Regions from separate parts of the Homo sapiens genome. Here region 2 is linked to region 1. A link is a loop called in an ENCODE intact Hi-C map of the cell type or tissue named here. Cell type or tissue: IMR-90. All regions are shown on one strand. Each heading gives the region's core, and the rest is flanking DNA. Links, peaks and the distances in the headings are about the cores only.

The links. A loop is a pair of places that touch in the nucleus more often than their neighbours do. Peaks named below come from ENCODE experiments on the same cell type or tissue, not always from the same donor. Only the 100,000 strongest peaks of a DNase experiment are listed, where the experiment ranks them.
Region 2: it touches region 1 in a loop (13-fold over the local background); 2 of 110 quality-filtered maps call a loop at or near these places.

Annotation. Positions count from the first base shown.
Region 1 is chr20:43,746,337-43,754,667 of GRCh38, reverse strand. All of the region lies in intron 1 of LOC101927200 (a long non-coding RNA gene), which reads right to left. Among named protein-coding and RNA genes, the nearest start is that of GTSF1L, 24 kb to the right of the region's middle. RefSeq lists enhancers at 2,166-2,245, 2,746-2,815, 3,006-3,205, 8,180-8,331 and a silencer at 4,645-4,804. In IMR-90, for the core only: CTCF peaks have their summits at 3,172 and 4,738 (motif pointing left); DNase peaks (open chromatin) are centred at 1,977 and 3,277; H3K27ac peaks cover 628 bases.
Region 2 is chr20:43,985,249-43,993,579 of GRCh38, reverse strand. All of the region lies in intron 2 of TOX2 (TOX high mobility group box family member 2), which reads right to left. Among named protein-coding and RNA genes, the nearest start is that of TOX2, 75 kb to the right of the region's middle. RefSeq lists a silencer at 5,003-5,082. In IMR-90, for the core only: a CTCF peak has its summit at 4,501; no DNase peak of the experiment used is centred there.

The DNA.
Region 1 (8,331 bases), core at 240-8,239:
GGAAACCATCGGAGGGCCTCGAGCAGAGACTTTGCCATCTGACTCAAGCCTTAACAGATCCCGCAGCATAGAGAGTCACCTACAAGGTGAGCAAGTTTGGAGGAGGAAAGGAGCGCGGAGGCTTCTGTTTCTGTCATAACCCACGTTGTTGGCTAGTGGCTTGAATAAAAGTGGCAAAGTGGAAGTGGTGAGAGGAGCTCCGATTTGGGATATCATTTGAAAAACCAGAGGCCGAGCTTGGTGGCGCACACCTCTAGTCCCAGCTACGTGAGAGGAAGATATTGTTTGGATCTGTGTCCCCGCCTAAATAGCATGTTGAATTGTAATCCCTGGGGTTGGAGGTGGGGCCTGGTGGGAGGTGACTAGATCATGAGGGTGGTCCTTCACAAATGGTTTAACGACATCCCCTTGGTACTGTTATTGTTGTGTGAGTGAGTGAGTTATTGCAAGATCTGGTTGTTTAAAAATGTGTAGCAGGCCGGGTGCGGTGGCTCACGCCTGTAATCCCAGCACTTTGGGAGGCCCAGGCAAGCAGATCACGAGGTCAGGAGATCAAGAACATCCTGGCTAACACGGTGAAACCCCGTCTCTACTACAAAAATACAAAAAATTAGCCGGGCGTGGTGGTGTGCGCCTGTAGTCCCAGCTACTTGGGAGGCTGAGGCAGGAGAATGGCGTGAACCCAGGAGGCGGAACTTGCAGTGAGCTGAGATCACGCCACTGCACTCCAGCCTGGGTGACAGAGCAAGACTCTGCCTCAAAAAAAAAAAAAAAAAAGAGTGTGTAGCAGTGCCCCATTTTCCACTCACTCCTACTCTGGCCATGCGATGCGTGTGCTTCTCCTTCACCTTCTACCATGACTGGAAGCTTTCTGAGGCCTCCTCAGAAGCCAAGCAGATGCCAGCATCTGTATTGCCTGCAGAATCATGTGGCAATTAAACCTCTTTTCTTTATAAATTACCCAGTCTCAGGTATTTCTTTACAGCAGTGCGAGAACAGATGAATACAGAGGATCTCTGGAGCCCAGGAGTTCGAGCCCAGGAGTAAGCCGTGGTCACACCACTGTACTCCAGCCTAGGCAACAGAGTAAGACCCTGTCTCTATAAAACTGTAATAATAATGATTTGAAAAATCATATTCATGTGTCTAGGGGATGGATCTTCAGATCCATCCCTAGAGGGTATCAAGGGTTGAGCAAGAACGTTTACTTGTGTCAAGCCATTTATATTTATTTTAGTGTAACTTAAAATTATGCCTTATATTCTTAAATACATTACTGATGATAATTAATGGTGGCTTATGTTCAATTTCAGTTCTGTTCTCATCTTGATAAGAATAACCAGTCAGGTGGCCAGGCACAGTGGCTCACGCCTGTAATCTCATCACTTTGGGAGGCCAAGGTGGGTGGATCACTTGAGGCCATGAGTTCAAGACCAGCCTGGCCAACATAGCAAAACCCCATCCCTACTAAAATGCAAAAGTTAGCTGGCACAGTGGTGCATGCCTGTAGTTCAAGCTACTCAGGAGGCTGAGGTGGGGGGATGGCTTGAGCCCAGGAGGCAGAGCAATCACACCACTGCACGGCAGCCTGGGCAACCGAGCTAGACCCTGTCTTAAGAAAAGAAAAGAAAAAAAAAGAATAACCAGTCAGGGCACTATAATCTCACATGGGTAACTGACCTGTAGCCAACCCCGCTATTTGGAGTGAAGTTCAGGTCCAGACACAAGCACTTACATACTTGATGTCAGACATCCAAGGCAGGCGGTAGACGTGGGATGCTCAGGAGGATACGCCCCATGTGGCATCTGATCAAGTCTGGCTTAGGTGTAAGGACAACGTTCAGGACAAAAACTATGCCTTTCCCATTTTACCATTGAAGATGTCTTAGACAACCAATAAAGTGGACGGTGTAGGACCACAGCCCTGCACAGCGACGTTCTTGCATCACTCGGCTCAACCACAGGAAGTCTCACACCACTGAGTCTGACCACAGGAACGGGCAAATGAAAAGTCATGCAGCTATATGGGCAATGGAACTTCCCTGCCTCCAGTTCCTGGCCAGGAAGTGGGGGCTGGGTGGAGAAATCTGGAAGCTGCCTGCTTACCTACCAGGTCTCCACTCTGTTTTGCTATGAAGCCTCTAAGCCTTGATACCTGTTAATGGATGTATTTGTTGTGAGAAATAAATGAGATGGTGGGGTCAGTTTCCAAAGTTAACGACAGTTTGAATCAAACAGGCTTGGGCACACATGCCACCTCTGCCCCTTGCTCCCTGTGTGGCCTTGGGAAAATTACTTAGACCCTCTGCCCCTCAGAGGTGGGAATAATGTGAGAAGGAAATGAGTGCCTGCACTTGGCCCTCAGAAAGCCCCAATCCACGTTCAGCCCTGATACCAGCTTCACGAATGTTCCCTTGTAAGTCCCAGAGACAGGACTTCCTGAAGGGTCCAGGTGCCTTCAGGCCCCCTTGGGTCTGTGAGTACTGGACCACATGCATCCCCAGATTAGACCTCAAGGACTTGGAATCCCCACATCGGGCCACAGTGGATTTATGCATCTCCAGACAGGACCAAGGGACTCACGCATCCCCAGATTAAACCACTGACCCACAGGGCAAGGAACTAGGGTGGTTTGTTCTCAGTGGAGTCTGGAGAAGGAGATTTCGAGTCGCTAGACTTCATTGGTGGGGGCAGCAAATGGGGAGTGAAATAAACCAACACTCTTGGGGAACTCTAAAATGCTCAAAAGGAAACTAAAACCCAGGAGCTGAAGGTAACATCCAAAGTCACACCACCAGCAAAGGCCATAGAACAACAAAACTAGAGAAGTTCTTGGAGAGCATCTGGTCTAGCCCTTCATTTTCCAGATGAGGAAACTAAGGCCCAAAGAAAGGAGGAAGTTAACCTAAGCCACATGGTCCACTTGTGGCAAAGCCATCCCTCAGACTCAGATCCCAGATTTGAGGTCTGGCGTCCCCTCAATTCCCCAACACCAGCACCCACGTTGCACACCCTTCACCATCTAGCAGAGATCTCCCCAGGGCTGCCATGAGCTGCCCCATGACACTCCAAGGAGCTGGTACGAAACATTTTGTTTTGCACCTTGCCTGTGGTGACAGCTGCGTTAAACCGAATGTTCACAGTCATTATGCTCAGAAACTGAGCAAGAGTTCCATCTATTGGGGTTTCAGAATGAATCAGATTTCCAAACTCTCCTCTCTCCACCTCAGCGCATGTCTGTATATGGTAACCTTTCAAAAGTGAGTCTAATAATTAGTCATCTTGGCCTAGTTCAAGACAACAGTATGTTCTCCAATTTCACTTTGTTTTCAACAAGACAGCGATGCCAACGGTAATGTTCACTGTGGTTAAACACACTTCTCAGCTGGTCCCTGCAGGTGGCCAAGACAGCTCTGGTCCCCGCAGTTGCCCAGTGCTTCCCCACAGCTCTCTAACCAGGCTGTACCCTCTGCCCAGATCCACCCCCACCCCCAATATTGACACCAACTGTGTACCAGGCACTACATTAGATGCTTTGGGCTCATCATTACATGTTATCCTCTTTGCAAGATAGATGGTTCTCTTGTTGCCCCATTTGAAGATGGGAAATTTGAGAACCTGAGGGTACTGGTCCTTGTCTACTGCCCACACCCCAGGTCTAGCCAGTCCCTCTCTTCCTTCCTGCTCCAACCACACTCTTCTGCCAAGGCAGTGAGCTCATTTCCACCTCAGGGCCTTTGCACATGAGTTTCCTCTGTCTGAAACACTCTTCCCTCTGACTCCACCTGGTTCACTCCTTCTCACCCTCAGATCTCAATTCAAGCATAATTTCCTAAGGGAAGAATCCTTCACATCCTCAGGTTCCTAGAGCTCTTTTCATCCACACAGCACCCTATGAATCCCTCCTCCTTCAAGGCAGCTCCTATAAATTGTAATTTTATTTTAAATTTTTTGTAAAGATGGGGTCTTGCTATATCGCCCAGGCTGGTCTTGAACTCCTGGCCTCAAGCAACCCTCCCACCTTGGCCTCCCAAAGTGTTGCAATTACAAGTGTGAGCCACTGCGCTCAGCCTAACATGTAATTTTATATTTGAGGGATTATTTGCTGCTATCTGGCTCCTCCACACAGGCATGAATTCTAGGAGGGCAGGGACGCTGTCTGTGTTGCTCACCACTATATCTCCACACACAGAAGGGACACATGGTAAGGGTTTAGTTATCATATATTTATGGATGATGGATGGATGGGTGGTCAAATGGAGGGTGCGTAGATGCAAAATGCTTAACGAAGAATTTGCCACCCATCCAAGTAAGAGGTGGGCCCAAATGCAAGCCCAGGCTTCCGACCGGCAATCCCTCTCGGTGTGTGTGATAATCCTCCGCACACACACACACATCACCCCCAAACTCTGACCCTGGGAGACAGTGCCCACCTCCCTGGAGCAGTGTTCTCAAAACTCCCCTGACCAGCACCCCACTGTCCAAACCCCCTAGCTCCCACGCCACACACCTGGAGCTTCAGGGATGCTGATTCTGTAGGTCCAGGAAGGCCCCAAACTCTACACTGTTAACAAGCACCCAGGTAATTTAGAAGGGAGTGTGTCCCAGAGCTCGTTTGAGGATCTCTGGACTAAGATGAGTCCAGGCAAACCCGAATCCCCAGGGAGAGCCGCCCAGCGCCACCCCAGCCGCCCGCGTGGGAAGTGGCCGGGAGCCGCAAGCCGGGGCCGTGCTGCCCTCTGGTGGTGCATAGCGGCACTGCAGCCTCTGGGCTCCCTGAAGGAACACCGGCCGCCGGCGCCCCAAGGGCTGTGGTGTCCCGGTGGCCCACGTCGGCCTAGGTCAGCGCACCTGGATTCCAGTCCCTGACCCTCCAGAGACCTCCCCAAGACTTTTTTTTTCTTCATAAATGGAAGATAATCAACGTTTCCCAAACTTCAGTTCTTTGGGTACCACCTTCATCATCTTGCCCATCTCATTTATACATGCTATTCTTTACTTAATTTTTCTCTGAATTGCCGGGTGTGGTGGTGGCTGTCTCCTGTAGTCCCAGCTATTCAGAAGGCTGAGGCAGGAGGATGGATCGCTTGAGCCCAAGAGTTGGAGGCTGCAGGGAGCTATGATCACCCACTGCACTTCAACTTGGGCAACAGAGCGAGACCCTGTCTCAAAAAAAAATTTTTAATAAACGTATTTATGTATTATAATTCATGTTAAGAGAGAAATGAATACCCACAGTAAACAGAGGTGGATTTCACTTGCCATAAATGGTGGGCTGGGGGAGAGGAGGGGACATGGTGGGGAGGGGATGAAAACAAAACCAGGATTACCAAGATTTTCATAAATAAAAAGACTGTCATTTTACAAACAAAACAAACAAGGGCTTTCCTAAGTGGTGAAACTATAAAGAACAGCAAAGAAATTAGCGTTATAAAAATTAGGATAGCCAGGCACAGTGGCTCACGCCTGTAAATCCCAGCACTTTGGGAGGCCGAGGTGGGCGGATCACTTGAGGTCAGAATATTGAGACCTGCCTGACCAACATGGTGAAACCCTGTCTCTACTAAAAATACAAAAATTAGCCCAGTGTAGTGGTGCACGCCTGTAGTCCCAGCTACTCGGGAGGCTGAGGCAGAAGAATCGCTTGAACCCGGGAGGCAGAGGTTACAGTGAGCTGAGACTGTGCCACTGCACTCCAGCCTGGGCGGCAGAGAGAGACTCCATCTCAAAAAAAAAAAAAAAAAAGATAGTGCTTTTCTCTGGGGATCAGGAGGCTGTCATGGGAAGAGATGGTGGGGGCCCCAGGGAACCCAGTTCTCCTTCTTTGTGTAGGATATTTTTACAGTCCTGTGTTAACCTGCACATATGAGCTTTATGCATTTTTTCCTGCATTTTATGTGTCACAATAAAACATGTTATAGAAACAAAAAGTAACCAGTGAAATACAAGTAATTTACAAAGGCACACATGAAAACAGGAGAGATGAGGCTAGGCGCAGTGGCTCACGCCTATAATCCCAACACTTTGGGAGGTCAAGGCAAGAGGATTGGTTGAGCCCAGAAATCTGAGACCAGCCTGAGCAACATAGCAACATCTTGTCTCTACAAAATATCATTTAAAAATTAGCCAGGCATGGTGGCATGCATCTGTAGTCCCAGCTACTCAGGAGGGTTGCTTAAGGCAGGAGGATTGCTTAAGCTCAGGAGTTTGAGGCTGTAGTTAGCTATGATTGCACCACTGCACTCCTGCCTGGGCAACAGAGTAAGACTCTGTTTCTTAAAATAAAAGAGGGGGTGACACTGAGCAGCAGGTCAGGGGTGACACAGCTGCTCAGGGGACAGTTTCAGGGGTTAAATATCCCAGAAACAGAGTGACCATCCAGGGGGTCCTGTGTGAGAGGCAGCTCCAGGCAGCAGCCCTCCCCCCACCCCCACGCTCCTTTCTTCTTCCCTACCCTCCCCTGAGCTCCCTGTATGGAAGCTCAAAGCTCAGAGTGGATTTCTGGAGGCCAGGATGGTGGGGTGAAAACAGCAGGAACCCACTCTTGGGGGACTATGAGCACCCCAATCACCAGGCGGGTGGGGAAAATTGAGCCCCTTTCAGTTCAGTTATGAGTCCCAGAGACATTCATGGCTATTTACTGCTAGCATCCGTTCTGATTCGTTGATGCCTGTGCCATTCAGTTGTCAAATATGTTTATGATCAGCCCCGCTAAGATGCATTAAAACACATGTGTATTAGTCCATTCTCACACTGCTATAAAGAACTACCTGAGACTGGGTAATTTATAAAGAAAAGAGGTTTAGGCCAGGCGTAGTGGCTCACGCCTGTAATCTCAGCACTTTAGGGGGCCGACGTGGGCGGATCACCTGAGCTCGGGAGTTCCAGACCAGCCTGACCAACATGGAGAAACCCTGTCTCTACTAAAAATAAAAAAAAATAAAAATAAATTAGCCAGGCGTGGTGGCGCATGCCTGTAATCCCAGCTACTCGGGAGGCTGACGCAGGAGAATCACTTGAACCCGAGAGGCGGAGGTTGCAGTGACCCCAGATTGTGCCATTGCACTCCAGCCTGGGCAACAAGAGCGAAACTCTGTCTAAAAAAAAAAAAAAAAGAAAGAAAGAAAGACAGAAAAGAGGTTTAATTGACTCACAGTTGCCCAGACTGTACAGGAAGCATGGCTGAAAGGCCTCAGGAAACTTACAATCATGGCAGAAGGCAGAGGGGAAGCAGGCACATCTTCACAATGGCAGAGCCGGAGAGAGAGCGCATGAAGGGGGAAGTGCCGCACACTTTTAAACCATCAGATCGCATGAGCACTCACTCCCTACCACGAGAACGCAAGGGGGAAATCCACGTCCACGATCCAACCACCTCCCACTAGAGCCCTCCTCCAATTTGACATGAGATTTGGGCAGGGACACAAACCCAAACCATATCAATATGTAATTACTGAAATTAAAACTGTCCACCAAAACACCATGAAATGTCACTCACATACCTCCAGTGGGGCACAGTGGGGCACGCAGTGCATTTTAGGACGTGGTAGGCATTACCTGGCCCTGCACAGGGCGACTCTAAGAACTAAACGGGCACTCCACAAGTGCTGAGCCCCACACAAAGTGTTAACGTGGTTAACACGACAGCCTTCCAGGAAGCTGGGAGCTGGGATATCCCCAGCACGGAGGACAATGCTGAAACAGACCCACAGGGCGCAGGGGCTCCCATGGGAACTCACAAGTGCTCTGCAGTTTGCCTGTCTCTCCTGCCTAAACAAGGAGCAGCTGGGGAAACTCAGGCTTGGCCAAAGCACCAACCATTCCCTCTCTCCCTCCACCACCTCCCCACCTTTTTTTTTTCCCTTCATTTTTCTCCTCTGTCTTCCAAGGAATTCAGAGTGCAGGTCTCACTATGAGTTCCCAGGCGAACCCACCTCTCCCGACTTCCTAAACTGTGAAAGGAAAATAAAACTTGGGACTCCAATTCACTCTACCCAAAGGAAAAAAATTAAGCTGAAAGCTGAGTCATGCAAGAAAACGCCTTCCCTTTTGTGCCTAAGCAGATAGGTAGAGATAAAAGGCCAGATATCTCCAATTACTCTGGTTCACCTTATCTTACTTAAAGTGCCAATTTACTGAGTGCTAGATGAATACATAATTGACGAGTCCCCCATCTACTCCTTTTCTCTTGCAACATGTGAATTCAGTAATATGACCACACCCTCCCTCGTTTCCCTCCAGCCTGCTTTTCCCCTTTAAGTACTGACACCCTCAAAATCATCTTTGTAGAAAGGCACAGACTGTTTCTGTGATTCTGTGTTCTGTTCTTCT
Region 2 (8,331 bases), core at 44-8,043, 240 kb before region 1:
AACTGAGCTTGTGGTCATCCTTGTACCCACCAAGTCCATTTCCCCCTCAGTATTCCTCTACCGGTGGCTCAAGCTGGGTACCTGGGAGAGATGTTCAATTCCTCCCTCTCTCATCCCCATCTCCAATCAATCACAAAGTCCTGTCAGCCCCACCTCCCCATGTATCTCAAATCTTCCCACCACAATCCATCTGCAGAGCAACCATCCTAGTCCAAGCGGTCATCACCTCCCACAAGGACTGCTGTAATCACCTCCTCAATGATCTCCTAACTTCTAATCTCTTTCCTTCCAAATTGTTCTCCATAGCAGCCAGGGTAGAGGTTCCACACACAAAACTGATGGTGATACTCCCATTAGCTGATGTCCTCTACGCTCAGGATACAGTGTGTGTGAAACCCTCTCTGTAGCCTGCAAAGTCCTGCATGATCCGGCCCAGTCTCCTTCCAGTCTCACCTCCTATGACACCCCCTCATCGCTATGGCCAGCCTGGATGGTGTCTGACATGCCACGTGCCTTCCTCATTCAGCGGGGACTCGAACATCACTCCCAGGTTCCCATCTCGAGCCACTGGTGGAGGAATACTGAGGGGAAAACATGCTTGGTGGGTATAAGGAGGACCACGAGCTCAGTTTTGGACATGTCAACATTCCTAAATCAGTTCGGATCAGCAAATCACAGGCCGTGGACCAAATCTGGCCCTCCACCATTTTTTCTTTTTTTTTTTTTTTTTGTAAACCCTACACGAATGTGTTTCATGTTCTAAAACCAGCATTACCTCTGCCATTTTTCTATTGTTTTATTCTATGTGTTTGCATGTTACATGCTACAAATATTACTCCCAATTTGTCACTTGATCTTATTTATAACTTTTGCCATATCAAGGGCTTTACATTTATGTTAAAACATTAAATGTATTAATGTATGATTTCTGGCTTTCACATCATGCTTAGAAAATGGCTTCTCCATGCTGGTATTACTAAGACATTCAACCACGACATTTTTTCAGATATGGGCCTGGCTCGATCTGAAGGCTATGATCCTTCCTTACGCCACATGAGTTTCCCACAGTGGCCTCAAAATGGGAGCTCCTTTGGCTCCAAGACATTGCGAGATGCTGAGACTTCCCTTTAAATCACTGCAAGGGATGCCACACCCCATGCACGTGCCCTGCCCTCATGTCAATGCTGGGAGGCCTTACAAGGGAGGTAGGGGTATCCTGGCTCCTACACGATCGCTCCTACACGATCACTCCTGATGCTGTCCTGGGTCACTTACCTCTGCCCATGCCACACGTGGTTGGGAGCTGCTCTTGACCATCCCAGCCGTCGATCAGATAAGTCTCCCAGTTCTTCCACCTCACTGCCTCCACTCCAGCCACGTTCCTCAAACATGCCAGGCACACTCCCACTGCGGGGCCTTGGTGCTGGCTGTTCCCTCTACTGCAATGTCCTTTCCCAGATCTCAACTCCCTCGCCCCTTCAAGTCGTTGCTCAAATGTCACTTTCTCAGCAGCGCCTTCCCTGGCCACCCTGTTTGCAAGTGCAGCTCCTGCTGGCACACCCAGCTCCCCTACCTGCTCAGTTTCCCCACAGAACTTTTACCTGCAAACATACAGTATACTTTACTTCTTTAAAATAATGATTATGGCTGGCTGCAGTGGCTCACGTCTGTAATCCTAGCACTTTGGGAGGCCAGACCACCTGAGGTCAGGAGTTCAAGACCAGCGTTGCCAACATGGTGAAACCCCATCTGTACTAAAAATACAAAAATGATCCGGGCATAGTGGTGTATGCCTGTAATCCCAGCTACTCAGGAGGCTGAAGCAGCAGAATTGCTTGAACCTGGGAGGTGGAGGTTGCAGTGAGCTGAGATTGTACCACTGCACTCCAGCCTGGATGACAGAGCAAGACTCCAACTCAAAATAATAATAATAATAATAATAATAATAATAATAATAATAATAATGATTATTGCCTGTCCCCTTCACTAGGATATAAATTCCACCATTTGGTCACTGATATATTCCAAGGGCCAAGGATAGTACCTTGCACATAGTAGGCCCTCAATAAACATTTACTGAATAAAAGGATGCATGAACGAGTAAGGACTAGGAGTGTTTGACTGCTTTGTTCACAGTTTCGTCTCAGCACCTACACCACTGCCTGACGCACAGTAGGTGCTTAGTAAATATGTTTTGGAGTGAATGAATGAATGAACATCCTAATGGTCTGCTATGGCATTGGGCTCAGTGCTGCACCATCTTTCCTGCAAGCTCTAAGAAGTCAGCAAAGGTCTGAAGCAGCCCGCTCAGTGACGCTGTTCAGCATGAAATCATTCTAACTTGGCCCATCGGGGTCTCCTGGTTCCTTGTCCTTATCTTAGCATCTTCTCATGAAGATCTGAGCCCCTACCTCTGACAGGCTGTGTGACCTTGGACAAATCACTGACCCCTTTCTGGGCCTCAGTTACACCAACTGTAAAAAGAGGCAATTGGATCAAGGGATTTTAAAAATCAAATTCAATTCATGCCTGTGCTCCTTGTATGCAGGTACCCAGGCACACACAAGGCAGTGCTGATTTTAAAAGCAGCAAAAATGATGAGTAGGCTCTCTAGTTGTTTCTGTCTTAAAATAAGCTTCTGGAAAAATGATGTCTATTTGCAGCTTTTTTTTTCTTTCCCATTTCTACCTTCTGAAAATGACAGAAGTAGCATTGCCTAAAAATGTGCCACACGCCAGCTGCCTGTGGATGAAGGCACTTAAGTTCTCTGAGAATGGTCCTCATGAGTGCCCCGAGATCCCAGGACACCAGGCTGAGCAGTGAAGTCCCCTAGAGCACACTGCTCCATGGACACTGCCCTGCTCAGACCCTTCAGAACAGGGTCCCGGCCTCTGCTTGGCATCCAAGGCCTCCTGGACCAAGTCCTGCAACCTTGCCTGATACTAGCCACAGTGAACTCACTGTAGCCCCCAAACACTGCATTCTGTGGTATCACCTAGGTGTGCTGGCCCCTCTGCTCATGCCATTGTCCTCCCAGGTGACATTGAGAGGACTTCCACAATACCCTACTGCCTTCCCAGGTGGTGGCACCACAAATGGGGCCCAGTGATCTGGGCAGAATAGAGCAAGGCCTGCTCCTCTTGCAGCCTGGACCCCGTGCTCCTGTAACTATGCCCCAAACATCCCATCAGGGGGCTGCCACCCAGAGCTCATCCACTCCCCTAAAATGTAGTAAGCATCCACTCTGAACTAGGCTTGTGCTGCAACCTACGGAGTTACCAGTAAAATTTTTAAAAAATATATAGCTCAGCCCCCATAGTCACATTGTTCTGACCTGCTTTTCTATAGCTTTTTTCAAAAAATAGCAGAAACCATTTATATAGCACTTACCATGTGTAGAGGTATCCTTATCCTATGTACTTTTCATACATGAATTTGTTAATCTTCACAACAACTCTATGAGGCAGGTGTTATTATTATAATCATTTCACAGAGGAGCCACAGAGATGGGAAGCTTGCATAAAGCCACACAACTGGTAAGAAGGGATGGAGCCATGATTCCAACTCAATGGTTCAGTTCAGGGGAACTGAATCCGGCCAACAACCAATAGAGGGAACTTGGAAGTAAATCCCCCTTCAGTCAAGCCATCAGATGAGACCACAGCCTTGAGTATCACATTGAGCACAGCCTCCAAGAGATCTTAAGCCAGAGGCACCACATGAAGCCACACTTGATTCCTGGCATGCAGTAACTATGAGATGATTAATATATGCTGGGTGGGTTTTTTTTTTTTTTTTCTGAGACAGAGTCTTGCTCTGTTGCCCAGGCTGGAGTTCAGTGGCGTGATCTCGCCTCACTGTAACCTCCACCTCCCGGATTCAAGTGATTCTCCAGCCTCAGCCTCCTGAGTAGCTGGGATTACAGACACATGCCACCATGCCCAGCTAATTTTTGTATTTTTAGTAGAGATGGAGTTTCTCCATGTTGGCCAGGCTGGTCTCGAACTCCTGACCTCAAGTGACCCACCTGTCTGGGCCTCCCAAAGTGCTAGGATTACAGGCATGAGCCACTGTGCCTAGCCCTAATATATGCTGTTTTTAAAATTAAAAAGCCTAGCTCATGAATTGGCACTCTTAACGACTGTGTGATTCTGCTTCTTTATAAATAGAAGGGACTGGGCTCCCGCATGTGTGATGCTGAGCTTCCATGTTGATTCTGTCTTTATAGGCAGCTCCCGACTGCCTCCTCTCCCATTCTCTAACTGCTCCTCAGGGTAGGCATGTGCCTGTGCCCCACCAGCTTATGAACCCCCTCAGCATGGGCTAATTGCTTGCAGTGCTTGGGGAAGGCAAAGTACACTAGGCCAGCACTTCTCAATCTGTAATGTGCACACAAATCAAGTAGGGATCTGTTAAAATGAAGATTCTGATTTAGGAGACTCTAAATCAGATTCTGGGTGGGGACTGAGATGCTGCATGCCTAACAAGCTCCAGGGGATGCTGCATGTCCATGACCACACTGGGGATAGCACGGCCTGAATCATTAAAAGCACTTTGACTCAGACTAACTGTGGTTCAAATTCCAGTCCATCACATGCAGCTGGGAGTCCTTGACCTCTGAGAAGAGAGACTTACTCAAGGTCACATAATAAATTAGAGTTACCTGGAGCCACAACCAAAACCCAGTGTTCTCACTTCTAGTCCAGAGTCCCCAAACTGCAGATAAATCCACCCTCCTAAGTTCTGAGTCTGGACACATTTGAGTGTGTGTGTGTATATCCCTGTATGTGCCTACACCTGTGAATAAGTGTGTCAGATGTGCTTGTGAATGTGTCTAAACAGCATGTGTACCAGTAGGCTTGTGAGAGTTGTTCATCACCAGATATTAGCTCACCAGATACCAACTCCACTCCTACCCTGTGCCAGGTCCCTGCCCCCACGAAACCCACAGTCTAGGAGGAAAGCAGCCATTAAGCAAATAAACGGAAACTAAAATCTCATTTGTGTGTGCTTGTGCACATGTGAGAGTATTGCTCACACTAGCCCAAGAGTCAGGTGATTTATTATCTCCATTTCACTGCAGAAACTGAGGCAATGAGAGATTGAGTAACTTGCCCAGGAGCACACAGCAATGCTCAATGTGCCTTTCCATACACTGAGCATGCCTACAAGTTGTGTTTGTATTTGCTTATATTTGTGCATGAATGTGTCTGTACACAAGCATGTGTGTTGTCTGTGCCCAGAGAAACTTAGACATCTTCACATATTCCATTAACAAGATTTTCTGGCACCACAGCACAGCATCACAAAAACCACACATACACACACACACATATGCATGTGCTTTAAGTGTTGATGTTTCGGCCAGGTGCGGTGGCTCACGCCTGTAATCCCAGCACTTTGGGAGGCCGAGGCGGGCAGATCACGAGGTCAAGAGATCAAGACCATCTTGGCCAACATGGTAAAGCCCCGTCTCTAATAAAAATACAAAAATTAGCTGGGTGTGGTAGCATGTGCCTGTAATCCCCGCTACTCAGGAGGCTGAGGCAGGAGACTCACTTGAACCGGGGAGGTGGAGGTTGCAGTGAGCCAAGATTGTGATACTGCACTCCAGCCTGGCGACAGAGTGAGACACTGTCTCCAAAAAAAAAAAAAAAAAAAAAAAAAGATGTTGATATTTCAAACATTTCCTAAAACTCTGTCCACAAGGAAATAGAAGTGGAAGGCCAGAGCCTGCAGAGCTGAGCAGATCTGGGGAAGCCCGTGCCACCTGCTTCCCTGGGGCAAGCCACAGCCAGAGCAATTTCACAGCTCATCATCCATTATGAGGCTAAAATAATTCTTTCCCTCCCAGGAAGTTAAATACATTGTTCAAGCGGTAAAAGGCTCGCCCATCCATGCTCTCAGTGGGAATTTACTACCCTGGTGACCGGATTAACACAAGATACAAATGACCAAACCTGGCTAGGTTCCCTTCCCTGCCTGCCCTGTCTCTAAAAATTGAGATACTTGTAAAAATACAATGCCTTGATCTTTCTTTTTTTACACCTTATTGAAGCATAGAATACAACAGAAAAGTGCACAAATCATAAATGTACAGCTCAATGAATTTTCATAAAGTGAACAGATTTGTGTAAACAGCACTCAAAGGAAGGGAGAAAACCTTCCCAGCACCTCTGAAGCCCCTCAAAGCCCCTATAGTCACTCCCCACCCCCCTCTAGGGTAACTGCAATTCACATTCTATCTCCATTGATTAGTTTTGCCTGTTCATGTGCTGTATGTAAATGGCATTGTCTAGAATGTTCTGTCTTGTTGTCTGGTTTCTTTCACTCAACGTGTTTGTGAGACTCATCTGCTTGATGGCATGTGGTTACACATCATTCATTCTCATTGCTGCATAGTATTCCACTGTGTAAGAATATTTCAGAATCATGTATCCAGTCTACTCTTGATGGGCATTTGGATTGTTTTCAGTTTTGAGCTTTAATGAAAAACACTCCTATAAACTTTTTTTTAAGAAACAGTCTCACTCTGTCACCAAGGCTAGAGTGCAATGGAGCAAACATGGCTCATTGCAGCCTCAACCTCCAGGGCTCAAGTGATCGTCCCACCTTAGCCTCTCGAGTAGCTGGGACTACAGGTATGTACCAGCACACCTGGCTAATTATTTAATTTTTTAAAACAGGGGTCTCACTAAATTGCTCAGGCTGGTCTTGAACTCCTGGGCTCAAGCGATCCTCCCACCTCAGACTCCCAAAGTGCTAGGATTACAGGCATGAGCCACCACGCCTGGCCTGAACATACGAAGGCATTTGTGGAGTTGAATTACTGAGTCATAGAGACATATATTCAGCTTTAGATACTGCAAAATGGCATCTATGGTGGTACCAATTTACACAGCAGTGAGTGAGGGTACTGGTTCCTCCAGATCCTTCTCAACTTAGTCTTTTACATATTCTCCGTTTCGGTGGGAGTATACCATGTTAATAAATTTTAAAGCCGGGCACAGTGGCTCACACCTGTAATCCCAGCACTTTGGGAGGCTGGGGTGGGCAGATCACTTGAGGTCAGGAGTTCGAGACCAGCCTGGCCAACATGGAAAAACCCCATTTCTACTAAAAATACAAAAATTAGCTGGGCATGATGGCACATGCCTGTAATCCCAGCTACTCGGGAGGCTGAGACAGGAGAATCACTTGAACCCAGGAGGCGGAGGTTGCAGTGAGCCAAGATCACACCACTGTACTCCAGCCTGGGTGACAGAGTGAGACTCCATCTCAAAAAATACACACATACATACATACATACATACATACATACATTTTAAAAGGCTTCCTCGTCCCTTCCCATTATATCTTTCCTGTTGCAATTGCCAACCATTGTTTATGAAGGCTAGTGGCAACAATAAAACTACAACTGCTCAGTTTACACATGGCACAAGTATAACCACTAGCCACAAACTTCCCACCCTTGAGGGCCATCCCAGCAGTCAATAGCCAAAGGTCACACTGTGCTAACTTTTAAAGCCTTTGGGCAGTTACAAAGAACTTCACTGAAGGTTTTCTTCAGGGGACTTATAAGAGGAAGATCCCACCTCCCAATGCACAGCAACCTTCCTCAGAGCCCTCCTTCCCCATCTCTCTCTCCAAGTGCATGGGTCACTCTCACCGCCTGCTCATCCTTCCCAGCTGGACACACACTCCTCTTAAAGCCATGCGCCCCAGCTCCTCACTCTGCTCTAAGCACCCTCCCAACTATGAGCTCGGCGCCACCGGGTGGCTGTTGGCACAGACCCTGCTACCTCGCAAGCAGATGCATCTTCGAAGGCCTGCATCACTGGCCTGACCCCAGGGCTTCCGGGCCTCTACTTGGGGCTGAGTATGTACCTGTCCCATTTTACCTTACTGAAAATAATGTTTTCCATCTATAAAATGGGGATTTTAGTAGCACCTCAGGCTAACTACCAATTGCTATGTACCAAGCACTAGAATAACCACTTTGGATATAAACACACTTAATTTACTTCTGCATCACTCTGAGGAACTTCTAAAGACAAAATTGAAGCTCAGAAAACTTGGTTAACTTGTCCAAGCTTCCCCAGCCACATGTGTCAAGATTATCATTTGAGCCCAGTTCTGCCTTCTCATGTCATTACCTTTATAACCCAGCTCCTTATCATCATGCCTGGTGGGCTGAAATGTGACACACAGCTTCCAGCCTCATTGCGGGGCCCTCTCAGCATTGGTGTGACTCAGCCAGGTGGGGAAGACCTCTGGGACAGACCATTGTCCCTCCTGGGCGCTCAGGCAGTGGGTGAAGGGGGCTGAGCC